Regions from separate parts of the Homo sapiens genome. Here all the other regions are linked to region 4. The links are chromatin loops, found by intact Hi-C in ENCODE. Cell type or tissue: B cell. All regions are shown on one strand. Each heading gives the region's core, and the rest is flanking DNA. Links, peaks and the distances in the headings are about the cores only. Region 1 overlaps CHD1-DT (CHD1 divergent transcript). Region 2 overlaps CHD1 (chromodomain helicase DNA binding protein 1). Region 3 has its middle 48 kb from the start of RIOK2. Region 4 overlaps LOC107986436 (a long non-coding RNA gene).

What was found. A loop is a pair of places that touch in the nucleus more often than their neighbours do. Peaks named below come from ENCODE experiments on the same cell type or tissue, not always from the same donor. Only the 100,000 strongest peaks of a DNase experiment are listed, where the experiment ranks them.
Region 1: a loop joins it to region 4, with 5 times the contacts of the local background. A loop is called at or near these places in 2 of 110 quality-filtered maps.
Region 2: a loop joins it to region 4, with 17 times the contacts of the local background. A loop is called at or near these places in 50 of 110 quality-filtered maps.
Region 3: it touches region 4 in a loop (8-fold over the local background); 3 of 110 quality-filtered maps call a loop at or near these places.

The regions. Positions count from the first base shown.
Region 1 is chr5:99,001,490-99,009,284 of GRCh38, reverse strand. CHD1-DT (CHD1 divergent transcript) reads right to left here. Exons shown (of 4, transcript NR_151718.1): 4 at 5,264-5,384. Among named protein-coding and RNA genes, the nearest start is that of CHD1, 76 kb to the right of the region's middle. RefSeq lists an enhancer at 3,929-3,988. In B cell, for the core only: no CTCF peak of the experiment used is centred there; a DNase peak (open chromatin) is centred at 4,134.
Region 2 is chr5:98,903,925-98,911,198 of GRCh38, reverse strand. It overlaps CHD1 (chromodomain helicase DNA binding protein 1), which reads left to right. Exons shown (of 36, transcript NM_001270.4): 3 at 6,101-6,302. Among named protein-coding and RNA genes, the nearest start is that of CHD1-DT, 21 kb to the left of the region's middle. RefSeq lists an enhancer at 5,546-6,745. In B cell, for the core only: CTCF peaks have their summits at 4,937 and 5,144 (motif pointing left); a DNase peak (open chromatin) is centred at 5,138; H3K27ac peaks cover 451 bases.
Region 3 is chr5:97,226,881-97,234,675 of GRCh38, reverse strand. No RefSeq gene overlaps it. Among named protein-coding and RNA genes, the nearest start is that of RIOK2, 48 kb to the right of the region's middle. In B cell, for the core only: CTCF peaks have their summits at 3,243 and 3,447 (motif pointing left); a DNase peak (open chromatin) is centred at 3,445.
Region 4 is chr5:99,056,922-99,064,716 of GRCh38, reverse strand. LOC107986436 (a long non-coding RNA gene) reads right to left here. Exons shown (of 2, transcript XR_001742822.1): 2 at 4,731-6,128. Among named protein-coding and RNA genes, the nearest start is that of CHD1, 130 kb to the right of the region's middle. In B cell, for the core only: CTCF peaks have their summits at 3,966 and 4,169 (motif pointing right); DNase peaks (open chromatin) are centred at 4,196 and 4,836; H3K4me3 peaks cover 516 bases; H3K27ac peaks cover 332 bases.

The DNA.
Region 1 (7,795 bases), core at 1,389-6,388, 56 kb after region 4:
CTCCCAAGTAGCTGGGACTACAGGTGTGTGCCACCATGTTCAGTTAATTTTATATTTGGTTGTTTAAAAGCATGTGGTACCTCCCCTACTTTCTTGCTCCCACTGTCACCATGTGAGATGGTGGCTACCCCTTCAACTTCAGTCATGATTGTAAGCTACCTGAGGCTCACCAAAAGCAGATGCTTGTATCATGCTTCTTGTATGGTCTGAAGAACTGTGAACCAATTAAACCCCTTCTCTTTATAAATTACCCAATCTCAGGTTTTTTTTTATAGCAATGCAAAACTGACTAATACAGTATCTAAGATTATTTTCTTGAGTAAATTTTTGGAAAAGGAATTAGTAGGTCAAAGAGTATGAATATATTTGTATTGACACAGGTTCTTGACATGGGTCCCCAAATTGTTCCTCATAACTGGTTATTCTTATTTGAAATCCATCAGCAGTGTATGAAAAGTGCCTATCACCCATAAGCTTGAAACATTTTAGTATTATGTATTTTTTTTTTGAGATAAGGTCTTGCTCTGTCACCCAGGCTGGAGTGCAATGGCATGATCTCAGCTCACCGCAACCTCCACCTCCTGGGTTCAAGCGATTCTCCCACCTCAGCCTCCCAGGTAGCTGGAACTACAGGGGCACGCCACCACACCCAGCTAATTTTTGTATTTTTAGTAGAGATGGGGTTTCACCATGTTGGCCAGTCTGGTCTTGAACTCCTGACCTCAGCTGATCTGCCGCCTCGGCCTCCCAAAGTGCTGAGATTACAGGCGTGAGCCACCGCACCCAGCCTTGATATTATAAATTTTAATGGCAGTATGATATATAAAATTGTCATACTGGTGTATTTGTCTGTTTTCGTGCTGCTGATAAAGGCATACCAGATACTGGGCGATTTACAAAAGAAAGAAGTTTATTGGACTCACAGTTCCACATGGCTGGGGAGGCCTCAAAATCATGGTGGAAGGGGGAGCAAGTCACGTCTTACATGGATGGAAGCAGGCAAAGAGAGCTTGTGCAGGAAAACACCCCCTTATAATAACCATCAGATCTCATGAGACTTACTCACTATCACAAGAATGGCACAGGAAAGACCTGCCCTCTTGATTCAATTACCTCCCACTGTTTCCCTCCCACAACATGTGGGAATTCAAGATGAGATATGGGTGGGGACACAGCCAAACCATATCAACTGGTCCAACAATATTTTGGATTTCCTAAGATTGCAAATGTTTATTAGTGATTTGTATTTTTGTGGATTTTCTGCTTAGGATCTTTTGTCATTTTTCTATTGTAGTATTAGTATTTTTCTTATAGAATAGGGTGTTAGGTAGACTTTTCTACTCTCTTCAATCTAGGCTTAGACTTAAGCTGAAGTCCAGAGGTGCCAAGTATCCTACATGCTAAAGAAAGACATAAAAATGCCATCAAATTTGTGAACAGAGAGTTTTCTCTACCCTCAAGGTTTACAAAATAGCCCTACAGCATCTTCCCACCCCCATCTTCCACTCCATACAAAGCACACTGCTAAGAAGTAGGAAGAATACAATTCAGAGAGTAGTTATTTTGGCTATTCAAGAACTATTTTTGTAGCATTTTTCTAATCCCTCTACCCATTTCTTGAAGTCACTCCCAGTAGCCAGAAACACAGCTTTTGGTAGTACTAGGAATGAAGACATGACCTGGTGGTTTGAAACTATGCAGGACACATTTAATTAAAAAAAAAACCAGCCCAGGCGCGGTGGCTCATGCCTGTAATCCCAGCACTTTGGGAGGCCAAGGCGAGCGGATTACAAGGCCAGGAGTTCAAGACCAGCCTGGCCAACATGGTGAAACCCGTCTCTACTAAAAATACAAAAATTAGCTGGGCATGGTGGCAGGCACCTGTAATCCTAGCTACTCAGGAGGCTGAGGCAGGAGAATTGCTGGAAACCGGAAGGTGGAGGTTGCAGTGAGCCCAGATCATGCCACTGTACTCCAGCCTGGGCAACAAGAGCAAAACTCCAAGTCGAAAAATAAAATAAAATAAAATAAAAAATAACCAGAAGATTTTGGAATCTGCCCAAGAGTGTGCTAAGGGATGAAAAAGAAATTTCGACACAGCACATTTTCAAACAATAATTAAAAAAAAAAAACTATTTCATTTCTATACCCGAACAAGTAGAAATAACTCAATGATCTATTATACTTATTAAAATAATATAAAGTGCTATTTCTGACAGTGTTAATATGTGTTGAAATAGTTTTCTCAATTTGTCTTTTGCCTTTTATTTAAATTTGTTATTCAATATACTGTGTTACATTAAAACTATTGGCCTAACTTGCACTTTAAATGAAACTTTCATGATTTTGTAACATCATGCTTTGAACATTTGGAAAATATTGCATTACTGAGTTATTCAGACCTTCCAAGTAGTGACACATTTCATTGTACAATAAAATAAAATGACAATCACTAATATCACATTAACATTATTTTTAACATCTTAATTGTGAAGTTTTCATGCTCAGAGTACTGGATGGTTTTCTAAAACACTAACTCTTAGTTGAAAGCTTACATTTTTTTTTTATTGATAACAAAATACTGTCAGTTGTTTTCCTTGAGATGACAGTCTTACTGCATTCATTTTTGAGAAAATGTCTGCCAAATATCCAAGTCTGAATAATCCTAATTTGTCTGTCAATTGTTCTTTCAAGTAAAAATAGTGCCCCATGAAAAAAATCAGCTAGTTTGGCCCACAACTTCATCACACAAATGCTTTTCCACAAGACAAATATTGTATTTTTGTACGCAGCAAAAGTGCTATATGAATGACTTATTTGCCACACAGAATATTTAGAAGCCATGTACTAAAGGGTTAATATTTAATCAAATTAGTTGGGCATGGTAGCATTTACTTGTAGTCCCAGCTACTTGGGAAGCTGAGACAGGAGGATCCCTTGAGCCCAGGAATTAGGGTCCAGCCTGGGCAACAGAGCAAGATTCCATCTCAAAAAAAAAAATTACTAAGTAATCATTTTTACTACCTCATCACTATATTCTTGATGTGAAACTACATTTTTTTCTGAGTCCCCAGTGGCCAAGAATCTTATAACTCAGTACAGTTTGGTGCCCCTGCCTTGATTTGTGCTAAGGAGACAGAGGTTTGACCCAGCATTGCTTTTGCATTATCAGTATAAATGTAAACACAAAGAAAATGGCAAGTAATGTCTTAGTTCTGTTTTAAAAATTGTTCTGGCCTTATAGATCCCCTGAAAGGGTCTTGGAGATCCCTATGGTTTCATGGATCATACTTGGAGAAACACTATTATGTGTAATACCATGATAGTGAATGAAATATTCATAGGTTAATTGATGGTGATGCTGACAGACATTTCAGACAAATAACACAAATTTTAAAGCCAAATTTATCCAAAGTGACAGTATATTCAAGAAAATCAACCTGCCAACAGATTGGTAACTGGTCTCCCCGGGGAATCCTGCTCTTTCAGAGGCTCAGCTAGGCTACTGGCCAGGCAAGCACTCAGCAGTGGCATTAATCAGATCAGCCTTGATGAGAGTAAGTTCATGTTGTTGAACCCATGTGTAATCTCCATTCCTGCTGTCAAGGCCACTTTGTTCATAAGCCCTTGAGGAAGCACTTGTAGATGCAGCTAGAAGCTGAATGTTATGCATACAATGGGTCTTCTTGTCTAGCTGGTAACTGCAAGACTCTTCAGTCAGTGACCTTTGGTAGGAATTCACATGAGACAAATACTCATATTCTGTCCTTATTCTGGGGGCACATACAAATACCTTTTGCCCAGATCTCCTTATCTTCATTCCTCCAGTTGTGTATCTTTCAAGTCATTGAATTTCCAGTGACAATCACTAGCCACTGTCAATATGATCCATATTTTTGGCCATCTCTCCTTCCAGGTGGAGTGGGCAAGCAGACGGATATACTGCTTGAAGTCCTGCTCAGTAGAAGTATTTCATTTCCTTACTATCATTCCAGACCACCTCTGAGTTGGGCCATAATTATGCATCAATTCACTTCTATCTGTGTCAGCATATCACTCAGAATCATATGTAAACCAGGCCTGAATTTTTTTCTTCCTCAGTCAGGGGGAACTCCCCATGAGGTCAGAAGAGTGAGTTGAAGGACAGGCAGCAATGCAATAACAGTAGGTGTCATGAGAGTCTAAACCTCAATTCATGCAAATCACATATTCAGTACCTCTTTGAGCTCAATCTCACACCACTATCACTTTATAATGGGGTTTTGCTGTTGATGTCCAACTTTAGAGCTTTGGGGATCAGATACATCCAGTTCATGACACTCATCTCAGATTGCCTGGTCATTTGATGTCCCATGGTCAGATATTCAATCTCTACCAGAAATGAGTGGCAAGAAAGATGCCATTTCTAAAAAGGTGAATGAATATCTACATTACTTTGTCTTAAAATCTTACAAGCATAGATTGTCATTCTTTATGGGGATTTGCCAGTAGCTCCATGGAACAGCCCTAAAAGTCACAGACCTGCTGATTCATATGGCCTAAATGGTAAAATAACTTGTACTGTAACCTGGACCAGCTTCAGAGTCTTCTTTTGCTCTGAGCTCCATTCGAAACTCAGTAAATGGGCAAAGCAAATCACACAAATTAGACATATGTTGACTCCAGATCCACAAAGTACCCACTTGTTTAATGCTAGTGGGTGGGAGATACATCAAGTTAACTTTTACTTTGGAGGAGAGATCTCAGTATATCTCGAACCCCAGGGACCTTGGGAACCCAATAAGTTTTCATGGGATTTATCTCCTCCCCCAGCACAAATGTGTCTTACTAAAGTTTCCCAATAGATCTATAAGTATGATTTCATAGATTATGTAGCCTGGATTATGACAGAGAGCCGCCACAGAGCTGAAAGTTAACAGTGAATTTTTTTTTGTCTTAATCATGTGACAGCAAATTGCTTCTTGGTTGGAATAGAGTGAATAAAGCATTTGCCAGAGCAATAGCTGCATACTAGGTATCAGAGATTTTGTTGTTTTGATCCAGTAAAGAGACTACATACATAAAAGCAGTAGTATTTCCTGTCACCACCTGATTAAGTTTATGAAAGTTGGCCAGGCACGGTGGCTCATGCCTGTAATCCCAGCACTTTGGGAGGCCAAGGCAGGCTGGTCACTTGAGGTCAGGAGTTCAAGACCAGCCTGGCCAACATGGTGAAACCCCATCTCTACTAAAAATAGAAAAATTAGCCAGGTGTGGTGGCGCTCACCTGTAATCCCAGCTACTTGGGAGGCTGAGGCAGGAGAATCACTTGAACCCGGGAGGCGGAGGTTGCAGACAGCCAATATCAAGCCACGGCACTCCAGCCTGGGCAACAGGGCAAGACTCTATCTAAAAAAAAAAAAAAAAAAAAGTTTATGAAAATCCTCTATCACTCTCCAAAAGCCCACTACCATCATGACAAGCTAAATCAACACTCTTGCATCCCTCAAGACTTTCATGGTGACATTAATCTCCACAGACCTCCTCATTGATGCACTATTGCTTTTGATTTAACATTTCGGTTGATCAGAGTAATTCTAGTGGTTTCTACTTGGCCCTTTTCATGTTAGCCATCATTCTACAGGCAATGGACCCAGTTTGAAGAGTCTGTTGGTTTTCAAGTGTTTTCTTGGGAACTACAAATTCAGAAATAAAGAGAATTACCATAGGGCCCACTGTGAGAAGAAATTAGACCAAAGCTCCATATAACTTCTAACATCTATAAATCCCCACTCTGACTATTTGGTCAAAGACCATTTGAATTCTCCACGAATTAGCATCAACTCTAAGTCTGTCCCAGTAATCCCAGAAAAATCTGGATGTTACCCTCTTTCCAGTACACAGATAACCTATCAAACAGCCTCTAGTGACTTTCAGGAAGGCAAAGTGGAAAACTTACAGTATACTCTATTGGTAGAATTGTAGAATTGTTCCTCAAGGAGACAACCTTGCTCCTATCTCAAAATCGGATGTCTATTCCTGAACCAGTTCCACAGTGTTTCTATTAATATAGCTTTATAATGTGTCCTCAAAACTGATAAAGTAATTCCTAATATTGTCAAAGATTATTTTGGCCATTCTTATACATTTGCTTGTCCTAATGAATTTTGGAATCCATTTGGCAAAGTACACACATGCATATACACACACACACATTAGCATTTTTATTGAGATTGTTTGGATTTATAAATTAATTAAGGGAACAATTAGATTTTTGTAGCATTAAGTCATCTCATCAGTGAACATGATGCATCTACTTATTTGGAAATTTTATATCTTCTATTAAATTTTGTAATGTTCTCAGTAGAGGTCTTGCACATTTTTATTAGTTTTATTTCTAATTGGTCTCATCCCAAAAAATTAAAATTTATTAGAAGCTCACATTCTCATCCATCTACCTCCCTTCTCCCCTTTATAGCCAAACTTCTAGAAAAGTCCACATACATGTTTCCATTTACTTACTTCACTTCCTCTTAAACATAATGCAATTTGGATTCAATTAGCCCCACTTCATCAAAACTGCTCAGTCACCCATGAAATGCATAATGAAAAACTCGAAAAGTCTTTTCTCAATTCTTATTTTGCTTAACTTTTAAAAAATTTTAGATTTAAAATTTATATAAACTCACTTATTATAATTCATATTTCTATGAATTTTGACAAATTCATAGAGCATCATCACGGTCATATACCAAACAGTTTCATCAGGCTGGGCACAGTGGCTCTCACCTGTAATCCCAGCACTTTTGGAGGCCGAGATGGGCAGATCACTTAAGGTCTGGAGTTCGAGACCAGCCTGGCCAACATGGTGAAACCCCATGTCTACAAAAATTAGCTGGGAGTGGTGTCCTGCACTTGTAATCCCAGCTGCTCAGGAGGCTGAGACAGGAGAATCGCTTGAATCCAGGAGGGCGGAGGTTGCAGTGAGCTGAGATCATGCTGCTGCACTCCAGCCTGGGCAACAGAGCAAGACTCCATCTCAAAAAAAAAAAAATAGTTTCATCACTCCCCAAATTCCTTCCTGCTTCCTCTTTATGGTGAGCCTCCATCTCTACCCTACTCGTGGCAACCACTGATTTGTCTCCCATCTTAATATTTTTGACTTGTTTAGAATGTTAAATATGTAAAATCATACAATATAAATTTTTTTGCTTCTATCTTCTTTCACTTTCACAAAATATATTTGAGATTCATTCATGTTGCTACATGAATCCATCATATTTCCCATATTTTATTGCTAAGAAGAGTTCCAATGTATAGATATACCACAAATTGCTAATTCATTTATTCAAGTTTGAATTGTTTCCAGGTTTTGACAACTACAAATAAAACTGCAATAAACATTCATGTACAGATTTCAGTGTGAACATAACCTTTCATAAATCTTGGGTAAATATCTGAGAGTCAGACTCCTGCATTATGAAAAGTATGTTCTTACATGATAGAATATATGATGGTAAGTATCGTTTAAATCTGCTTAAATCAACGAGGTTGTCAAATTGTTTTTCAAAGTGGCTATGACAGCAAAATATGAGGATTCCAGTTGATCCACATCCTCACCAACATTTGGTAATATCAGGAATTTTTCTCTATTCTCATAGGTATTTTGGGCATTTCATTGTGATCATACTTTGCATTTCCATAATGAGTACCATATCTTTTCATATGCTTATTTACCATCAACATATCTTTTTGAGTTGATTTGTTTATATTTTTGTTTTTTTAATTGTTGAATTTTGAGCATTCTTTATATATT
Region 2 (7,274 bases), core at 2,275-7,274, 150 kb after region 4:
CTGTCCTTTTTGACATGCCTCTATATATATATATATATATATATATATATATTTTTTTTTTTTTTTTTCATTTTAGCACAGGAAGGTTGTTAGACTCATCTTGTATCTTCCCTATTGCAGCCTTAGAGCCTGCCATTTCTCAAAGGAGCTGTAGTTTATTTAAGTGTGCAGTAGTATTTAGAAGTCAGGATCTAGGTGCTAGGTGATTGTAAATTTAAAACTTCAGAGAGGATGAGTTTACATTGGTTGATAAATAGCACATCAAAATACACACTGTCATAAATAAAAAAGATATCTGCAGAGGGCCATTTTTTTTTGTATCACTATTTGTAGAATCAGAGAACTGAAAACAACATGTACATCCTTGAGGCACATGAAACGATGGTGCATCTACAAAATGGAGTATATGCAGTTTCACAAAGAATAATATGTCCACTACTGCAGAATGATCTCCAGGATATAATGTGTATATAATCTGCTACCATTTATTTAAGAGTGTAAAATATGTTAATGATTATTTGTGAAAGGGGAATATAAACATTCTTATTCGTAATTTGCTCATGTTAAAAAAGGGGAAAATAAAAAATTTTTGAATGGTTACTATAGGGGAAGAGAGGACATAGTGTAGAGGAGTCAAGAATGGAAGCTGAACTTCTGACCATAGCTTGTTCTGTAGCTCCGAAGTTGGATCCAAGTAAATAAAGCAACATAAAATCAAAATTAGTAAGAAAGCAGTCTCTATTTAAAAAAGCAGATGGTCCTAACTGTGCCAAATTGGTGGTCACACAGAGATAAATTATTTTACCTGACTTTATAGCAGTTATTTGACTGTAGAAGTGAGTATTCCTGAAAACAAAAAGAATTGCATAGTCATCTTAACTTTAATAATCATATTGTTTATGATAATGGTATTATTTTGAAACTATTAAAATTGAAATAAAGCAAATAAATAGTGCCATTTGCAACCAACTCAACCCGAGTGATGACATGAACATACAATGGAAGTAAAAAGCTTGCAGTTTTGAATTTGAATTACATGAATTCTTAATGTAGTTTCTCTAAAAATACACACATCCTAGCTCATTCCATTGAAACATCCTAAATAAGGCAACCAGTCCAGTAGTAATAGGTTCACCTAGTACTTAGATTGCAACTTAGTTTCTAATTTATTATAAATAGAAGGGCTTTTTGATAAAATGGCTGGGTTATAGCCTCAGGCAAGAAATACGCAAGATGAGCCTGGTACATCCTGTCATACTAGAAAGATAGGCAGGTTATCAAAGACTACTTCAGGTCTTGTCAGAAGGACTTAAGAGCTAATAAAGGGTTTCCTGTTGGAAAAAGATGGGAGAGTTTGGAAATCAACAAGGATGCTGACAGTAGATTAAAATTTATAAAATAAGTTCAAATCCATGAGTTCATAATGGGACTTAAAAAATTATTGGTCTACTTTGAAGGATGCTGGCGATTTAACTCATTTTGAAAACTGGTAAATAAGGAAAAGAAATAAAACCCCTTTTCTTCATGAACTATACCTCAGAGTTAACAAATATGATGAGGGAAAGTTTCTCTTTACAGAAGTGTAATGAAGAAAAGATGTTTTGGGTAACTGATGAATGATGTCACCATTTTACTGCCTCTTATTAATGGAGGAAGACATATCATCATCAGTGGCTGCTAAAAATGCTAGGTATGAAGTGATGGGGAGCTTTATAATGGATGGATAAGGCTGGCAGTACCTGAATCCACAGATTTATACTAAATCTCACACAAAAGAAAACAACAAAACATTAAATGCCATCTGGTAGAAGTCCACAACACCACGTATAAACTATTCTTGTCAAGAAGAACTGAATTTGAATCTGATCAAGCCTCTAGATATAATAGCCAGTTTATAAGAAATACAAGGGATAGAAAAATATGTTAAATGATAACACAAGGGTGCGCTTAGCAAAATCTGGAAAGCAGAAGAGTGGAAGAAACAATTATGAGACTAAAGGGATAGCCTGATTGGATATTTAATATTCAGTGTACTTAATTTAATGTTTAATAATATTAAATATCTTTAATATTAACGAAGTGATCTTTTAAGAGATATTGGTATTGCAAATGTTTACAAATAGTTTCTTAGTTGAATCAAGATTGGTATGAGTTGCTAATTGTGGAGCTGGGTGATAGATTCATGATAATTCATCATATTGCTCAGTTTATATTTGAAATTGTATATTAAACTTGAAAAGACACTTTAATTTGAATTACTATTTTATCTTTTAAATGTGGTATTTCTCCTTAATTTACCCTAAGAAAACACTATAATTTTATCACAGTACCTATTAATGGTGGTTTTTCTTTCGTGAATTGAGGAAAAGAATTCAATGGGTTTATTTATTTATTTATTCCGTGGGTGTATTATCTGAATTAAGAATTCAGTGTTTTTAGCAATCTACCTACCACTTTAATACTGTTGTGCTGGTGAGATTTAATACACTTTAAGGATAATTCAAGTGTTGTACAGATATTTCAGTTTTATAAAAGATTAGTAATACTGGTTATTACCTAAAATAAAATATTAATTGGAGATCAGAGATTTAATAGCCAAATTTGTGAGTTTTACATAAAATATGTAAAACTGTGTCCCCTATATCTCTTTGATTTACTTATTTATTCATCTATCCATGAAACATTGTACTCTTCATTTAATGCTTGACATAAGAGCAGCAAAAAGCAATCCCAGCGCTCAAGGAACATAAGGTCTTAGGTAGGGTACCTGAAAACTACAGTGATTATTACATCGTTTGCTCATAACCAAGATAGAGGTATATATTCCAGAAGTTTTGGGAGTGCTGTGGAAGTAAACCTGATTTAACGTTGGGTTGGGATAGAGTTGGCAGAGATTTGCTGGAGGAGTAGCTGTGAGGTGGGACTCAAAAAATTACATAATAAAAAGAAAAGAGAAGGAATGGTACAAAGGCAGGAAGTGGAAAGAGTAAGTGGCTTTTAGAGAATTACATGTAGCTTGCCATAGCTTGAACTTAGGGATTTAAGTGAGCAACTAGTTGAAAATAGATTGGAGAATTAGAGAGAGATCCTGAAAGGTCTCATAGATGTTTGTTGAACTTTGTTATAGAACAGAAGACAAAAAAGAAAGGCCACCATCAGCTTTTTATTTTAGAAAGAGCATTTGCAGCAGTAGGTGGAAATAAAATTACTTTATTAGGGAGAGGCTTTTCACCTATTTTAGCTCAAAGTTTTAAGTCTAATTTTTTTTCTGGCCCCATGTATATTTTTCTTTCATTTTTAAAAATCTCTTTTTAAAAAAATCATGTAAAACATTTACGTAATTCTAAAACTGAAGACTCATTTCAATTGCTGTTCCTTCTACTCTTCCCTCCCTCTCTTTAGGCCATCATTTTCAAATTAGTTGGGTTATTCTGCCATTGTTGCTTTTCAAAAAATACAAGCAAATATATATAAATATTTTTCTTTCTTATGCAAAAGAAACATTCTATAAACATTTGGTATCTTTTTTTCACTTAAACTGTATCTTAGATCATTCTATAGCAGTAAATAAGATATTCCTTACTCTTTTTGCTTTTTTTTTTTTTTTTTTGAGATGGAGTTTTGCTCTTGTTGCCCAGGCTGGAGTGCAATGGCGTGAACTTGGCTCACTGCAACCTCCGCCTCCAGGGTTCAAGTGATTCTCCTGCCTCAGCCTCCCAAGTAGCTGGGATCACAGGCATGCGCCACCATGCCCAGCCAGTTTTGTATTTTCAGTAGAGTCGAGGTTTCTCCATGTTGGTCAGACTGGTCTCGAACTCCCGACCTCAGGTGATCCGCCCCCCTCTGCCTTCCAAAGTGCTGGGATTACAGGCATGAGCCACCGCTCCCAGCTCTTTTTGCATATTCTTTATCGTACTAAAGAACAACTCAATAAAATAAATACTTTATTCAGTATTTCTAATACCCAAGGTAAAGACATTCTAACAATAAACCTGTGCAACTAGAGTAGCATAGCCTCGGGCTGTTGCTTTTATCTCCAGCCAGTACTACTGCCTAAAGAATATGAAAGGAAAGATTTCTGTATTCATTTAAGAATTTTGATTTGTTAACAAGCAGTTTTTACTAGCTATGCATCTGGAATGACTAATGACTAATGAGAATTACAGGCCCACAATAGCCCCCACAATTTAATCATTCATCTGTCTACTGTTCACATATTTATTGAGCACCCATCTGTGTGAGGCACTCTGCTAGGTATTCTGGAAAAAAATTGAGTTTCATAAATATCCATTGTGTCATAGATACAAATTTAAGACATCATGAGGTCTACTTGTTAACCTTACTGTGTATGATCTCTACTTTCAAGATCTTCAGAGGAGATACTTTATTGCTACTAGCAGAATAATTTAATAGAACTCACATTCCTCAAAAGAAAGAGATACTCTTTTATTTCTTTGCTGAAGAATTCATTTAACAGCACTTTCTTCTAAGTGTTTTCTGACTACTGTACCAAACTTGGTTATATCTTTAGTGCTCCCCATACATGGGAATCAGTTGTCTTAAACATAGCAAAGAAGGATATTTATTCATTTATATGACTGTCTCGAGGTTAAATAGTTCTTTTGATGATAAAGACTTCATCTCATCTCAGTCTGTCCCCAGTGCCTAACACATGATAGTTCTCAATAAAGTTTATTGAATAAATGAAATATTTTGCTTACCTATTATGTTAAGGGAAAAATAAAGTTGTATGTCAGGAAAAAAAATCTTTTAATATCCTTGCTAAAATTTCTCGCAAGGTATGCAAGTAAAATATGGCCTTAAAAATTAAAATTTAATATGCTGTTTTTGGACCTCTAAACTATGTGACCAGAGAGGAGACATGATGGCAAAAATGATCTTCATAGCATATGCCTTTAAGAAGCAAATTTTAATTTACTGTTTCTATGAATACAACATTTATTCCATTAGATTGAAAAACACAACAATGCTTATTCATACTTTAAGCATTTATATATCTCACCTGTAGAATCAAAATTCTTCCTGCAAACTTTTATTTCTCTGTTCTCATGCAGAAATTACTAAATTCTTGCTCTGGAAAAAGAGAATTACTGTGTTGTCTTAGAGTAATACCTCCATCTGGTGGCATTTTAGAAAATTACAGAAGAGGACAGGAAACTTGTATTTTCTTGTATATCTGTAAACTGTATTACCTGTGGTTTCTCATAAAGCCAAATGAAATTACATCAAAAGCGGAGTCAACCATATGTACCAGAAATTTAATGCCCTAGTTTTCAACATATAAACAAATGACCTTGGGGATAATTATATAATCAACTGTTTAGTCCAGACTATTTCTGCTCTATCTTGGACTAAAAATTAGAAATGGAAAAAAGGATAGTTTATGAAATGTCAATTGCTTTTTTATGTGTGTGTATACACGTTAGGAAATATGAGAATTTGCTATTTCAGATTTATTGCTACAGATCCACAAAGAACTTATTAATAAGTGATTTTCTCAGACAAGCAGTGTTACTGATTTTTTAAAATAAATTATATTTTATCATAGCTCGGTTATAATAAATTATGTTCTCCTGGAGTGATAGAGATGGAAACTTGAAAACAAGCAGAAACTACAAATAAATTTCTGCCTGTTACTGTAAGAATTTTTTTTAACACATTTAATCTTTTCTTCACACATTTCTTACTTTATTATTGCTAGAGCTTTATAAAGGTAGGTACCATGCCTTCAACTTCTTGACTTCTCAAAGTTTCTAACCCAGGATTTTGTACTTAGTAGATTTTGCATATTGTCTTAGAAGAAGATTACAATCTTATTGCTTATGTTTTAGCCATAAAAATCTATAAAATATGTCATAAATCTATCAAGTATGTAATAATCTATCACGTATAAATAAATTATCAACTATGGCAGTTGTTACTATAGATTAAATCAATTCCTTTTTCTTTTTTTTGGCCAAAGATAGTTGAAATATTAAGTATGAAGTAAAATTTAATGATTTGGGGCTTTCTGCTGACGTCTAAGAAAAATTAAATTCCTAATGAATTTTGTTTGAAATTGTTTATTTTCAAATTATAGCCAGTCGGATGATGATTCTGGGTCAGCTTCAGGCTCTGGATCTGGTTCGAGTTCTGGAAGCAGTAGTGATGGAAGCAGTAGCCAGTCAGGTAGCAGTGACTCTGACTCCGGATCTGAATCAGGCAGTCAGTCAGAGTCTGAGTCAGACACTTCCCGAGAAAACAAAGTTCAAGCAAAACCACCGAAAGTTGATGGAGCTGAGGTAATCAATAAAATACCCAATGAAAGGTAGATTGCTTGTATTACTTTGGGAAAATTTAGAGGATTGGTTTATACCATTCTTAATCTAGCTTTTAGAGAAGACAACATTTTAAATTAAAATTTACTTTTAGTGATTCTCACATTCATGGTGGTACACCTGTGGACTAATTGGCTTGGAATAGATGCATTTTCGAACTAGAAAACACAAAGTGTAAATTACACACAGGCAAATAAAACGTTTTCTGCCTCTTAGGCAGAAATTGAGTTTCATAAATATCCATTGTGTCATAGATACAAATTTAAGACATTGTGAGGTCTACTTGTTAACCTTACCGTGTTATGATCTCTACTTTCAAGAGCTTCAAAGGAGATACTTTATTGCTACTAGCAGAATAATTTAATGGAACTCAGATTCCTCAAAGATAATGATGGAATAGGGTAAGGGGCTATTCTGTTTGGAAAAAACTACAAGAGATACAAAAACTTGTCTATACTTCGTGGTAGTATACAGTGTTACTCAGAGTACCAGTCTGTGATGAGATAAGATGCTTGAGGGCCAGAATATAAATCGACACACAGATTCCTTCATAGAGAAAAATGTTGCTACCGGCCCCCCGCTCAAATCTGAGCTAAAACAATGTGCCTAGTGACATCGTTGACGTATATTCTGACTCAGCCTCTTCACCTCACACTGATAAAATAGGTAACCACACTATGAGTAGCACTAATACAAATAATACTCTTAGCATCAAGAGGATATTGATTAATATTGTCTGTGGAACTCAACACACCATTTTTTTTTATACATAACTAGAGCTCAGCATTTTATTTAACTATATTGCAATGATAATTGTGTTACATATAGGTAAGGAATATAGTCTTTATTACTTTGAGGCAGTAAAGATGGTGGTATAGTTTTTCAATAAATTAACCTTTTTTTGCAGTTTTCTTAATACTTCTTCATTCACTGGTT
Region 3 (7,795 bases), core at 1,511-6,510, 1.8 Mb after region 4:
CCAACCCAAATGTCCATCATTGATAGACTGGATTAAGAAAATGTGGCACATATACACCATGGAGTACTATGCAGCCATAAAAAAGGATAAGTTCATGTCCTTTGTAGCAACATGGATGAAGCTGGAAACCATCATTCTAAGCAACTATTGCAAGGACAGAAAACCAAAGACTGCATGTTCTCACTCACAGGTGGGAATTGAACAATGAGAACACTTGGACATAGGGCAGGGAACATCACACACCGGGGCCTGTCATGGGATGGGGAGATTGGGGAGGGATAGCATTAGGAGAAATACCTAATGTAAATGATGAGTTAATGGGTGTAGCAAACCAACATGGCACATGTATACATATGTAACAAACCTGCACGTTGTGCACATGTACCATAGAACTTAAAGTATAATTTAAAAAAAGAAAGAAAGTCATATATTAAAAATATGTATTTCTTATGCTGGAAATTCTATGGTCTTTCCTTAGGAAATTAAAAAAAAAAATTCTTGAACTATCACATGTAGATTTTTTTTTAGCCAGAAATTACTTTTAAGTGTTTACAGAAATGGAAATAATTTTGGCTTACACTGTATTCAAGTCAACTCTAACCTGTTAAGATACTAATATTTAAGATATCCCCAGAAAAGTCAAACCAGGTGGGCCATGCTTAAGACCAGTTAGGTCTATTCTCACAACTACATTCTAAACAATTTAATACCTGAAATAAAGGAAACGGTCTAAAAGTTAAAAAGCAAGTAAACAAATAAACAAAACTAAGTTTTCAATACACACCTATACATTTAAAATACACATATTTCAAAGGTATTTTAAATAACTAAAGACAAAGTGTTATGCTCGCAATATCACATTTTGCATCATAGAGTCTATTCGCTTCTGCTAGCAAGATTGGTACTAAAAGCAGGCACTGAATACTAATTTTAACAATACAAAACAACTGTTTTCATCTTTATACAGAACAAATATTAATTGTTTTCACACACGACTCTGTTTCTGTCAATATAATTATAGGCAATTATAATGTCAATTAATGAGAACTATATTATATCTTCACTAGATTGAAACAAAACTTTTAAACAAAATGGGTTCTACTTTATTGACAGAATTTCCAAAAGAAAAAAGTTTATACAAAGCCAATAATAAATTAATACCCTTCAAATATGTGTCATAAGTTTATGAAAGCCATAATACCTATTTTTCTAGATTGTTCCGTCAGATAATATAAGAACAATAAATATTAGAATATGTTATTATAATTTTTAACCAATTTTTATCTTTAGACTTAAAAGACTAGACAAAGACAAAAGGAAATAAATGCAGATGATTACAGTTTACTAGTCTGGAACATATTCTATGTTGAAAGATGAGGAAAAGTATGAAAATCAGAGAGATAACTGGTCTATCAGTCTGGATTTTATTTTTCATTTGTAAGAATCGAGAAACTCAAAGTAAATAGACTTAAACAAATTTTTAAGGGAAGAGAAAGATTTATTAGCTCATATCAAGGAGCAGATTTATATTCACAAACAGCCTAATACAGGACTGAAATATAACCAGAATCCTCCTTAACTTTTCTTCCTCTGGGTTGCTTAATTTTTAGGCTTCACATGGTAGCCCCTGAGAAATGCTAGGCTCTCCCTTGAATCTTTAATACTTATAAACCTCAATAATCACATCACTAAGCTCAAAGGAGGAAAGAAAGTATTTACCCCAACATTCCCACCAAAATCCTCCTGGGGTTTATTCTAATTGGACCAGTTTGGGTCACATGCCCTAAATGATACACTCCAAATGACTTGAGCTAACTGAGTCTCACCTCTGGAACTAGGTGTGAAGTCAACCCACTAGGGAATGTCGCCAGGAAAAGGGGAACATGGGTATTGGCCAGCAAACCACCACTATAAAAGGGTATGGCAAATCCCCAAATGCTGAACATATTTTTTCGGTATCAACTTCCGTTTTTCAAGCCAACTTTAAAAAATAATGTTAAAGAAATGTGCTTACTTTGATTGTATTGATTTTCTATAGCTGCATAACAAAAAACTTGGAGACTTAAAATAACACCCAGATGGAAGGGAGCCATGGGGCAAGGACCTCAGACTGGTCTCTAGTGGCTGACAGTGGGCCCCAGTTGACAACCACCAAGAAAATCAAGACAACTACCATAAGAAACTGAATTATGACAAAACAAAATGAGCTTGGAAGTGGACCCCAAGCTCATTTTGTTTTGTCATAATTCAGTTTCTTATGGTGGTTTTCCTGGTTTTCTCGCTGGTTGTCAACTGGGGACCACTCTCAGCCACCAGAGGCCAGTCGCAGGTCCTTGCCCCATGGCTCCCTTCTGTCTCAAAACCACCAATAGAGAACCTCTCTCAAGTTGAATCCTTCTCACATCTCAACTCTATCTGACTTCTGTCTCCGATCTCTAGAAACAGATTTAAAGGGCTCACATAATTAGGTGAGATTACCCAGATAATCTCCCTAATTTAAGGATCTTAATTCATCTGCATTTGGGATCTTAATTTATCTGCAAAATCTCTTCATAGCAGTACCTACATTAGTGTTTGGCAGAATAACTGGGTGAAGATGTATATGTACACCTGGGTCCAGAAATCTTGGGGACTATCTTTGAATTCTGCTGCCCACATTAGTGTATATATATTAATATATACACTATATATATATATACACACATATGTACGTATGTATATATATACATATATACACCTGTACATATATATATACATATATACACATGTACATATATATATATACACATATAGCTTTTAAGAAGTATGGGATGAGAATGGGCTGAAAGAAATGGAGGCGGATTTTGTTTTCTTAATAAATCCATTTGTTTTCTGGAACTACCACAAAAAAAAAAAGAAGTCTGTGGCACAAGGGAAATAGTCTAAAATTTTAAATTGCATGAAAAATAGAAAAGTAGAACCAAAGAGAACAAACTGGATGTTATGGTTCTTGTTTTGATTGGCTTTTTGGGTTTTGGTTGGCTTTCTGGTTTTTGTTTTGCTTTGCTTTGTTTTTTAGCAAGTCAAGTGACACATCTGGAACCTTAAATCAAAATTGTTTTTAAGGGGGAAGAAAGTTTATCTTTCAGAAAGGACAATACAATTATATAATAACTAAATTTGGAGCATAAGTCAAGCTCATTCTATGCTTTCTTAGAAAATAAAGAGGTAAAGCCAAAGAAATCTTCCCTAAAAACTCCAAATCAAATATGTTTATGGAAGTTCTAATTATCTTGGATATTTTCTGGTTAAAAGCATGTCTTGTTAAATGTCTCAGCTGTACAATACATTTTTAAAACGAAGAGAGAGAATGAGCAGAATGAACTACTTCTAGTCTTTTAAGAAACAAAGCTGCTCTTATATTTTCACTCCGGGTTGGTGATGTAAAAGTAAAGCACTGCCCCCTAGAGGAACAAGGACCTTCTAGAGCAGGCAGCTATTTCACAATCACGTAATGTTACACACATAATGTCCTAATTTCAGGTAGATGTCTTCTTTAGGACATAGAAGAAAAATAGAAAAATGTTGCAGTGTAAGAAATGCTAAAAAAATTTTAAAGACGTTTCAGATTTTTTTTCAAGAGATTACAGATTTGCTAAACTGTAATTTGGGGGGAGCAATTCATTTATAAGCTTTCAAATAATATTTTTGCATTGCAATTACAGAATAAACATTTGTCTTAGAGAATAGGAAGTTTTTAGTCTTTCTTCTTATAATTTTTTTTGTATAGACAGGGGTCTCTCTATGTTGCCCAGGCTAGTCTCAAACTCCTGGCCTCAAGTGATCCTCCCACCTCAACCTCCCAAAGTGCTAGGATTACAGATGTGAGCCACTGCACCCAGACTAGTCTTTCCTAAAATGTGCAGCTTTACATCTACCAGACTTTTCCCACAATTATTACAACAGAACTATGTGTAAAACATATATGATCTTATCTAAAATTATAAAGAAAAGTGGGAAACAAAATTGACCCACATGATTTTGCTACTATAGTCAAACTTACTATTAAAACAAGTAAGAAACAGAGGAAATCTAAAACTTCAACAGCTAGATTTGGCAAATCATGTCAAAAATTTCCCCATTACCAGGAGAATTCAGCATACTCACATTGTCTCTGAAGTCAAAATCAGAAACTATAACAAATCATTCAAATGTCTAGGTCTCTGTTTTTAATATAATTAATTGGGTGTTTTCAAATTATTCTCCCCAGAACCACAACTAGGAAGAGTTCTGGGTACTTATCTATGCTTCTACCAGAGCAGTCTTTATTTTATCTTCCTTTGGGGCTCCATACAAACTTTAAACAGAAGAAATGGTTCTTAGGGCTTTAAAAAAGAAGGAAGGAAGGAATGAAAGGAAGGAAGGAGACAGGGAGGAAAAGAGAAGGAAGACAGGAAGGGAGAAGAAAAAGCAGCTTGAAAACTGTTGGGGGAGATCTCTTTAAATTCCTCTCTTGTACAACTCTATTTCCTTCATTTTTGTCTCTCTAGGGATGGCAGCAGCAAGGGTCTGGATGCCTCAGGCTAGTTCCTAAAATAAGAGATCATACCAAGTACAAACTCGAGCCAGGCACAAAGAGATAAAATCCTGGTAGGGCATTCTACGCATGTTCTTGGTGTGGATTCTACATTGTAGAAAAGACTCTTACAAAAGCACACTTCATTTGAAGGTTGTCACTAAGAAAAAAATAAAATACACAGTAGAAGAGCACTTTACAATGGCGGCAAAGCACACTGTATGATAAGAAAGATGTCATCACGTAACATGGTATTTTTCTTCCTCCGCGCATATCTGCCAGCCAGCTCACACTGATTTTTATAATTAGACATGTCCCTCTTCCTTCCTGTCTCACCCCAAGTGCCATAGTATATTTACAGAACTACAAATATATCACAAGATAGCAGGGTGAAACATTTTATTGAACTATTAAGGAAAATTGCCAACAGAAGTTTCTGTTCTGCCTCTGTTGATTTTCCACAAGCAAAGGATTCAACTACTCTTTAGGACAGGATCTGAAAAGCACAGTCTTTTCTGCATCTTCAGAATCAACCATACTGTACCATAAAAGTTTCAATCAATTGTTTTGAATGCAAAGGTTATTTGACCAGGGCATGCAGAATTTTAGGATATAAACTATTTGTACTCATTTAGACGTGAAATCCAAACTGGCCAGGCTTACCACACAAAACTGGCTTGTTTTCATTCTTGCTCCATGAGGCAGTTACTGTTAACAGTAGGTAGCTAGTCAGGTATGAGCAGGGCAGAAGAGGGCTCCCACACACACACACACACCAGGAGTGTTGGGCAAACATCAGGTGATGGTCAGGCAGTTGTTAACTGTTTCTCTAAAGTAATAATTGGTCACAGCTGGCACCAGGGAAAAGCCGTCTCCTAAAAGATAGAAAACACCTGAAACTGATCAGCAGCTTCCCAGTAAGACCTCAGGAGTGGAGAGAAGTAAGGCAAGACCCCGGAAGTATGTCAACCTATAAAACCCCATGTCAAGAGGTCAAGCTGTGCACTTGGTTTCTCAAGTCAACCCCTTGGTCCTCTTCCCAGTTGTACTTTCCTTCTTTTCTTTTCTTTCCTTTCCTTATTGTTCTAAAGCTTTTTAATAAACGTTCACTCCCGCTCTGAAACATGCCTCAGTCTCTCCTTCTGCCTTATGTACCCCAGTTGAATTCTTTCTTCTGAGAAGGCAAGAACTGAAGTTGCTGCAGACCTATATTGATATGCCACCAGTAACTCAGTGTAACTTAGATGTCTGCTACCGCTGACATTACCACATGTGGCAGCACCTCCACAGACGAAATAAAAGTCTTCTTGAATAAGTTTCAGAATATCTCCTTCACTTTCTCCTGACATTCAGAGGTTGCTTACTACCCTAAAGTTTTGATGAGGAAGCAATTCAGAAGCCCTTCTATTTCCTTACCCCTCCAGTTAAGCCAAATCCCATCATTGCTCCACCTCTTCAGCCTCCACCCTCTCCTGTCCTCTCCTCCATACCCATCTGATAGGCCCTAAATCCCTTCTTCCCCCAGCTCAGTCAAGGAATCTTCATCTACTACAAAATAATCTGCCTTTATATAAGAGGGTTTAAAAACAACTCTCCCAATTAAGAAAATGTCTGATATGACTAAGCAGAAATACATTTAGAATATACATAAAATTAGAAAATAAGATTTTATCCCAGAACTTCTTCCAAAAAAAGAACAGAGATGTTTTAAAATGGTTGATCATTTGTGTCACACCAAGCTCTCAATCCAAATCCTATCCATGATTTTCTTTCTCACAAGTTTGGAAGAAATAATAATATTATGTTAACATCTTCAATAAATCATTTTTATAATGTAATCATGCTTTTCAAAGATTTCCCTAAATATAATAAAATCCTTTGTGTCTGGCTGCATGGCTGGTTAAACAATCTATAGAATGAATATTGAGGTTCTGAGAATGTCCAAAGCTTCCTGGAGGAAAGAAAATGAGTCTAGCATGGTCTGAATATTTGTTGTATCCTCTTAGAATTCATATGTTGAAACCAAATCTCCTTGTGGTGATATTAAGAGGTGAAGCCTTTGGGAGGTGAATAGGTCATAAAGACTGTGCCCTCATGAATGGGATTAGTGCCCTTACAAAAGAGGCCGGAGGGAGATTTTTCAGCCCTTTTTTGCCATGTGAGGACACAGCAAGAAGGCATCATTTATGAGGCAGAGAGCGAGACACCAAATCTACCAGCACCTTGGTCTTAGACTTTAAAGCCTCCAGAACTGTGAGCAGTAAATCTCTGTTGTTTATAAATTACTCACTCAAAGGTATTTTGTTATAGCAGCTTACATGGACTAAGACAGAGGCCAACTACTGTTCCTTGTTGAGAACCAAAGGTCCCCAAATTATTTATTATTCTTGTACCATTATAACAATAATTTATATTTATTGTGTATTTACCATGTGCCACATACTGAAAAAGCACTTGTTTACATATTAACCAACTCTAAGACTATGATTATCACCAGCATCTTACAGAGGAGGAAGAGGAACACAAACAGGTTAAGTGATCTGCCTATATTCACTAGCAAATGAGTGGCACAGCCAGGATTTAAACCCAGGCAGTCTGGTTCCAGGCCTCAACTAGTAATGAATATACTGAGACGCCTCCAAAAAGTCTACTGAGAAGTGGTGGTGTGCCTAGACTCTAAGAACACTACAGAGATTTCCCTCTCCTAGCAACATAGCCCTCAGAATTGTATACCACCCAGGGAGTTTTATTTACAATGACAATAAATACTTTGTTTAAAAAATGAGAATAGATATAGGTAATGGTTCTAATGCTATGGTTAGAAATTCTTTGATTAACAGTGCAAGAGGAGAAACATTTGAAGGTCATAGATTAATTCTCTGAATATTGTTCTTATAAGTTTCAAAACAGAAAAAGGATTATTATGTGTGGGACTTGATGAAGAACTCAGTCTTCTCAAAATGAAACTATTTCTTCTGCATTTTGTGAAAATCTTTTACATTCCTAATGTAAGTTTTCTCATTCCTAAAAATTTCTTTAAAATTCAAACAACAGAATAAAATAGCATAAAAAAGAGAAGAAACTTAAGTTGCGGTAAAAGCATAGAAAATATCATTCTTAATCAGCAGAACAAAAATCTCACCTTAGAAACACAAACAATTTATCCATATTAGGAGAAATGGTTTACAAATTTGAAGTTGCAATATGAAATGATTCATTCTGTTTGTCTTTTAAAAGGCG
Region 4 (7,795 bases), core at 1,257-6,256:
CACAAGACCATGCAGAAACAGTCAGCCTTCCAACTTACCCTCATCACTCATTCTAGAAATGCAATGTGGATTTTGTGTTTATCCAATTGTAAGTTATTCAAATACATAGACTATGACTTCCACTTCTTGTGTATCCTCCACACCACCTATCCCATTACTGACATGTCAGAGACACTTAATAGATGTTTATGGTATTGTTATTTCTGCCATGGTATCCTCCAATGTTAGAAGATCTACCAGTCTTCACCCAACTACCACCACCCACAAACCCATACATGTCTTCCCAGCACCAATGCTAGCTGCTGATCTCTTGGTCAAAACCAAGGAGTAATTGGAGACTGATGTTTTGTTTTGTCCCCAAACCTCAACCCCCACAACCCTGCACTGGTCCCCACAGTGTATACATTTGCTCTCCTAACTCTGAACTACTGAAAAAGAAGCAACAGAAAATGACACCCTCACTCACCTCTTTTCTGGCAGCTAAATTTCTAGAAATTCAAAGTGTTCTGGCCTGAAAGCCAGAACATCTGCATCAACAGCATTAGTAGTGCTAACTACTTTTATCAGAGGCTTCATTTATATCGGGCATTGTACTAAGCACTTTACAAAGATCATCTTGTTTATTCTTCTTAATACACCTATGAAGTATGTTCTGTAACTTGAGGACTATTTTCCATAAATCCTACATTGGATCTGTTACGGAAAAGAAAACTAGGATTCCTAATGAGGCCTTGCAGTGGGGATGAGAAAGAAACAGCAGTCATGATGACTAAGCCCCGGGCAGTCAAGAGAATGTCCCCAGGAGAGATAGATGATGACACCCAGGATCAAATACTCTTTGCCTCCTTACCTTACGGCTATTCAAGGAAAAGGAAAGATTTTGTGTATATGAGCTAAATGAACCTGAATTAACTGAGACTGTTTTCCTTAATAGATAAATTAGACATTCATAACAGAAACTAACTCCAGTTACGGAAAAATAAACCTGTATTTCTTGCACAACTCTATTTGTGGACTCACATAATAATATCACCCCTCTGCTTCTGGAAAAAATAAAAAATAAAAAATCCTGAGATTCTGACATTAACATGTCTGTCCATGATCATACAGCTATTTATTGATGGTATCCAGATTTAAAGTCATAAGGTCTGAATCCAGTCTTCCAGAAGGTTTGCCGTTTCTGTGTATCTTCGGGTCATCAAGAAAAGGTGAAAATGTATTTAGCTCATAGCACTGTTTGATAAAAATCTAATTCAAAATACATATATAATTTTAAGTTTTCTGGCAGCCACAAGGTAAAAAGTCAAAAGAAACAGGCAAAAATAGCTCATAACATATTCCTTTTTAAAAATAGGTATATAAAATATTACCAATTTAACATGTAATCAATATTTTTAAACTTTTAATAAACTATTTCACATTCTTTTTTAATTTAAAGTCTTCAAAATCTGATGTGCATTTTATACTGACACTACATTTCAATTCAGCTTAGCCACATTTCAAGGGCTCAATAGCCGCGTGTGGCCAGTGGCTACTGTATTGGTCAGTGCTGGCTTAAGTAAAAGAATAAAGTGATGATTCAAACTCATCAGAAGGGACACTTTATGGTCGCCACTCATGTCGTCCCCAGATACTCATTCCATAGTGTGCAGCAGGAAGCACAGCCCTCCTGTCTGTCTTTCTCAGAACTTTACCTTTCTTTGAAAGAAAGCTCAGATTTTTCAGGAGTGGAACTTAACATTTTCTTCTAGTATGACAATTTTCATTTCAAAAATGTCTCTCACTTTAGTTAACAGCTTTACCGAGGAATAACTGACATACAAAAACTTACTTTTATGTGGAGAGAAAAGTTTTATTTTGCCTTAGTAACTGTCCTTGGTTTTATTGATGATCTCAGTTAAGCCTTGCCACCTATAAGGTAGGTACCACTAGTGTTATTTATCCAATGTCATAACATCAGGAAATTGAGGCTCAGACTATTGAGAGAACTCGTCCTAGGCAATTCACCAAGAAAGTTGGGGCATCTGAGTTCAAAACTAAATAGGCTGCCTCCACTTAGCAATCAGGAGAATCTATTTTTATATTATTGGGCCATAAAATGTGAGAAGCAGAGATGGGGAGGTGGGAGCATTTTAATATAATTACCTTGCAAAATAGAAGAAACAAAAATGTCTTTATGCAAATTTCTAGCTAATCAGTCAAATTAGCATACCTTGTTATGCTTTCTATTGTTTTATATAATAATTTGGCAATTTGGCAATTGCATAAAAGGATATGTACCAATGATTCTAATAATAGATAATGCCTTTAGGTAATGCCTACTTACTTATATACACATTTGTTTGACCATTAGGTCTCTTATAACTTTCGTATTTGTAAACAATGAGCTTAATAACAATTTGACATGTTTGCTGAACACATCACAAAGTGAGAGTACTTTATAAAACAGAATAGTGTGAGATTTTTAGTATTATGCTGTCATGATACATTCAAGCACTTTTGAAACTATACTGAAAGTTTTCATGGATGTGCTCCTCCCCTAAAGAGCAATTTCTGGAATATTTTAGAAATATGAGGGCTGCCAATATTTTTCCTCTAAAGATGTTCCTTCCCTCCTTGTAACCTGGTCACCACTGTCCACTATCACCTTTGTCACCATTAACTAATATGGAGAGAATCCTACACAAGCCTAAGTTGCATTCTTCCTAGATGCAGACATGCCTGAGCATTTCTGAAGAATGGATGAATCAGAGCCACAAGGAATCAGTTTGAGAAAATTAAAAACAGCCTCAGAGCAAAGAAAAAGAAGTGAAACTTACTGTTTCATCTAATAAAAATGCCCTGGGTAAAGACTGCAAGGAGTGATATAAAGCGAGTGTGTCTCATCTTGTTCTGTGACTTCCCCTCTTCCTCATAGGCTCTCTCTTCCTTCTATCTCTCTGGGAACCCGAGGGGAAGAGCCTTTGACAGAAATATAAGACAGCTGCCTAGCTCAAAGGTCAGAGAGCTACTGGGCACACAAATCAGCATTGCTTTTGAACTTTGAAAAACTATAGAACAAGAGTGGGATTTTTTCCCATTTGGCCAATACAGATCTAAGAAGTCAAAAAACTTGGTGAACCTTGGCATACCTAGAGCACCAGCACATCAGCAGTGACCAAGACCTCTCCACACAGAGCATTGCCCCAGTGACCTCAGCTGGCCTCAACAAGGCAGGAGCAGCCACCTCATGGCAACAGATTCAGGAGACACCTACATATACACAAACAAGCAACACGTGGCAGCCTGCATCTCCTAGGGTCCAGCTAAAGAAAGGAAAGTGTTTGTGTGGTGGCCGAGAAAACTATTTGAACACCTATGGGAATTTACAGGAACTCCCAGAAATAGTTGAGATAGGGACACCTGGAAGTGGCTGGAGCTCCCACAAAGGCAGGTATACAGTCAAAGAAATAATTTACATGACCACTGCTATGAGCCTAATTTTTTTTCCTAGCTTTGTGTGGTCTGGGCATGGGTTATACCCTGACTCATTAAGCCCTATTATCACATTAGCACTGTGCTAATCCCTCTACTGTTACTCAGACTCCAGCTCATCGTAAATGCTCAATGATGCTCAATTAATCTTTCCCGACCACAAGAAGGAAAATTAACGTGTCAGTGGAGGACAGGATGAGGAGGATGGGCCAAAGGAGAACACTGTTGTAGGAGATGCTAGGAAAGGAATGGCAGTCGGATGAGTTATGGAATTGTGCTGGAGGACCCATCCTGCAGTGGCAGACTGCCAGGACTCCAGTGACCACGGTGGGTCTTGACCCTGGAGCTGGGAAAATAAATGCTGAATGGAAGCCTCCCCTTTAGTCAAGTCCTAAATTGAGAAGGAAGGAAGCAGAGATGATTGATATTCTTGCAATTAATTATTATCAATATAAGTTAGAACCAACAATCCATCTAACAAAAAATGTAGTAGGAATTTCATTGCTTTATCGGGAGGTTTTTTTTTTTGTCTTATGTTTGCTTTAATAGAAATTTCTCTCAGTTCAATTCTGTAACTGAGCAAAAATTGTCACACTATTTCAGAAATTCAAATTATTTTGCATAAACAAATAGGAAAATTATTCGTTTTTTCAAACTTCCCTAAACAAGGGAGCTGCCAAAAACACTAGGAGCATTTGTCCACAAGAGGGCGCCAGAAGCCGACGGTTTCTGAGTTTGATGACAAAGTCAAAGGAGGAAAAACACCAAATAAAAAGCGATAGGTAGATGTATCTGGTTCACATGCTTGCCTTATGCTAATGCTTACATCGTATTGAACTCCCTTTAGAGATTCAGGATGTTAAATATGTAAATAGCAACCTCTGAGCAAGGGAGATAGTGGTATCTTTCTATTGAAATTGCCTTGCGACAGTGGGGTTTTTTAAAATGAATTAATTTTAATAGGTTTTCCTCCACTTAAAGGGGAACTGGAAATGCCATTTCAATTATTAGAATCATTGATACATGTCTATTTATGCAATTGCCAAATTGTTACATAAAACAATAGAAAGCATAACAAGATATCTACCGAAGTATATCATTGTTAATTTGCTAAGCAATGCCAATTGTAAGGATTTGGATTTGAAATGAAGCTGCAATGTAGAATACAAACAGAAGATTTTAGAATATTCTATTATAAAAAGAGACAGAAATAACATTGTTTTTAAAAGGGGAAGGACACAATATGTGATAGCAAATTACAGTAGAAATAGATTTATTTTTTTTTTTTTTCAAAAAAGAAAAGGTCAATGGTATTGAGGAACTAAGAGTTCAACTATTTTCAGCAGGAACATGTGAAACTGATGACTGTGACAGGTGCACACCATGTGATTTTATTCATAGTATTCAGTCTCTCACAACTGTATTTACTTTTATATGCAAATAATAACTGTTAATGAGTTATATCATTTCATTGTATATTTCTTAATTTCTTAAATTTCAGCATTTAAAATTGTAACCCAAACACCACACCCTTTATTTTATTTATTTATTTAACTACCTATTTGCTTACTTCTAGAGACAGAGTCTGACTCCGTCACCCAGGCTGGTCTTGATCTCCTGGCCTCACTATGTTGCCCAGGCTGATCTTGAACTCGTGGCCTCAAGTGATCCTCCCACCTCAGCCTTCCAAAGCACTGGGATTACCAGCATAAGCCACCTCACCCAGCCTACACCTTTTATTATGGAAGGGTAGGGTAGTATACTTGATAATCCTAGAGTCTTGTGGGCCAGTCAAGCAGACACACAGAATTTAAAAGAATAAACAAATAGCTTAGATTGGAGCAACATGTTCAACCTCTATATAATCCACAGAACAGTGGAATCTTGGAGTGGATTCTCTATTTAATTCATCTCTTAGTGTATTAGTTTTCTATTGCCACATAATTAGTTATCTCAATACACGTGGCTTAAACCAACACAGATTTATTATCTCAGTTTCTTAGGGTGAGGAATTCAGGAGAATCTTAGCTGGTGTTGGCTCAGGGTTTCTCATAAGGTTGCAGTCAAGATACCAGCCCAGGCTGTAGTCATCTGAAGGCTTGACTGAGAGGAAAGGATATACCTCCAAGATTGCTCACTTGGAGGGGGTTCTCAGTTCCTTACCTATGGACCTCTCCACAGAGCTGCTTGAGAGTCCTCACAACATGGCAGCTGTCTTCTTCATGATTAAGTGGTCCAAGGACCACATGTCTTTCATGATCTAGCCTCAGAAGACAAACTCCATCATTTCCACAATATCCTATTAGTTACACAGGTCAGCCCTTTTCAGTGTTGGAGGAGACTATATAAGAACATGAATACCAGGAGGCTAGAATTCTTGAGGGCCATCTTGATGTCTGGTGCCACACCTAGCTCCTCCAGTGTTCAAGATATTTATGGCATCCCCATATGGCCAACATAAATGTAGGCAGAAAAATATCTTTGCCAAAGGCCTTTTCTATCTCCTTCCTCCCACAACCTCTACAACCCTCTTCATATCCCTTTTCTCCTTGCCCTCATCTCCTTCAACCAAACCCCATGAGTCAGTCATCTGGTCCTTCCTTGTTCAGCTCCTTCACATTCCATTGCCAAGTTGTTGCAGAGATTTTCAGTTGCTGAAGGCAGAAGAGAGAAGAGAAAAAAATCTTCATTTAGGTCAGTCTTTTACCTTTTCGGTATAGGGCCATTAGCTTCTTCATACTATCAAAATCAACACATATTAGTATATCGTTTGCACTTTATTGTACTGAAGAATATCTGTCTCCTTTTTGAGTCAAATTCGCCACAGCTCTGTTTACTTGCTCTCAACAGGAGTCAGTCTTCACATGAGACATGTGGTGGGGAGATGAGGGGAGGGGAATCAGAAATCCATATTGCCACACAACAATTACAATCCACAAATTACTTGTAAATTATTCCTTTGGTATACCTCTTGTCTAATAAAATATAACCTTGCAAATGTAAACAGTGACTACTTAGAAGAAGGTTAGAGATTCATTGAAGAGGGGGAGTCTTTGAAATGAATCAAGGAAGAGAATACCATGGTGTCTCCCTTCACCTACACGAGAGGACAGGGGTGTGTTTCCCTAAAAGCAAGCCAAGGAAAGGGGACCCTAAGAGGACCACTCAGAGATGAAAGTTTTCTCCAAGAGATAGTTCACTCCTTAGGTGGAAGTTTGCTGAGTGGCAAAACTATGTAGGCAAATTGATGAGAGTATTTGGGGAAGCTCTGACATGTCTCAGTTATTTCTCCACGCATGAAGAGACAGACTGGGACTCTAAAGGAATCTGTAAGCAAGAGACCGCTGGAACAGCCCATAATGGTAGGGCAAGGACAGAGACTGACAGGCAAAATGGCCTACACCTCCAGCGTTTAGCTGGCCCTAGATGCACGAATTTTCCCATTTTCCATCATTCTGCCTGCTCTGGGAAGAAAACTGCATGAGTCTAGCAGAGTAAGAACTGAGGTAGGGAGATTGGAAAGCATCAGCCAGTAAGAGCATTACAAACACCAGGAAACTACAGTGCAAAGATCCCTGTGGGTGGAGAGGAAGGCAGAGAACACACAAAATCATCCCACAAGAGAACTAGTGATGGACACCTGCCAAGGTAAAGAGTAATCGGCATTGGTAAAACAGCCCCAGGCTAGACACAGTGGCTCATGCCTGTAATCCCAGCACTTTGGGAGGCCGAGGCAGGTGGGTCACTTGAGGTCAGGAGTTCGAGACCAGCCTGGCCAACATGGTGAAGCCCCATCTCTACTAAAAATACAAAAAATTAGCCAGGCATGGTGGCACATGCCCATAATACCAGCTACTCGGGAGGTTGAGGCAGAAGAATCGCTTGAATCCAAGAGGCAGAGGTTGCAGTGAGCCGAGATTGTGCCACTGCACTCCAGCCTAGGCGACAGTGCAAGAGTTCGTCTCAAAAAAAAAAAAAAAAAAAGGAAGGAAGGGAGGCAGGGAGGGAGGGAGAGAGAGAGATGAGAGAGAGAGAGAGAAAGAAAGAAAAAGAAAGAAAGAAAGAAAGAAAGAAAGAAAGAAAGAAAGAAAGAAAGAAAAGAAAGCCCCAGAAAAAAAAAAGAATAATACCCAGTAATAACTACTCCCATAAAAATATCCAGTAACACCTAACAATTACTGAGTAAGTGCTTTACATAAATCAATTATATGATCGTCAGAACCGTAAGTCATTATTTTGAAAGTCATTATTGGTATTGTGAGGAAGGGACACTGTGGAGACACATAACCAAGGTGACCAAGCTAGTGGGTGGTAGGGCCTC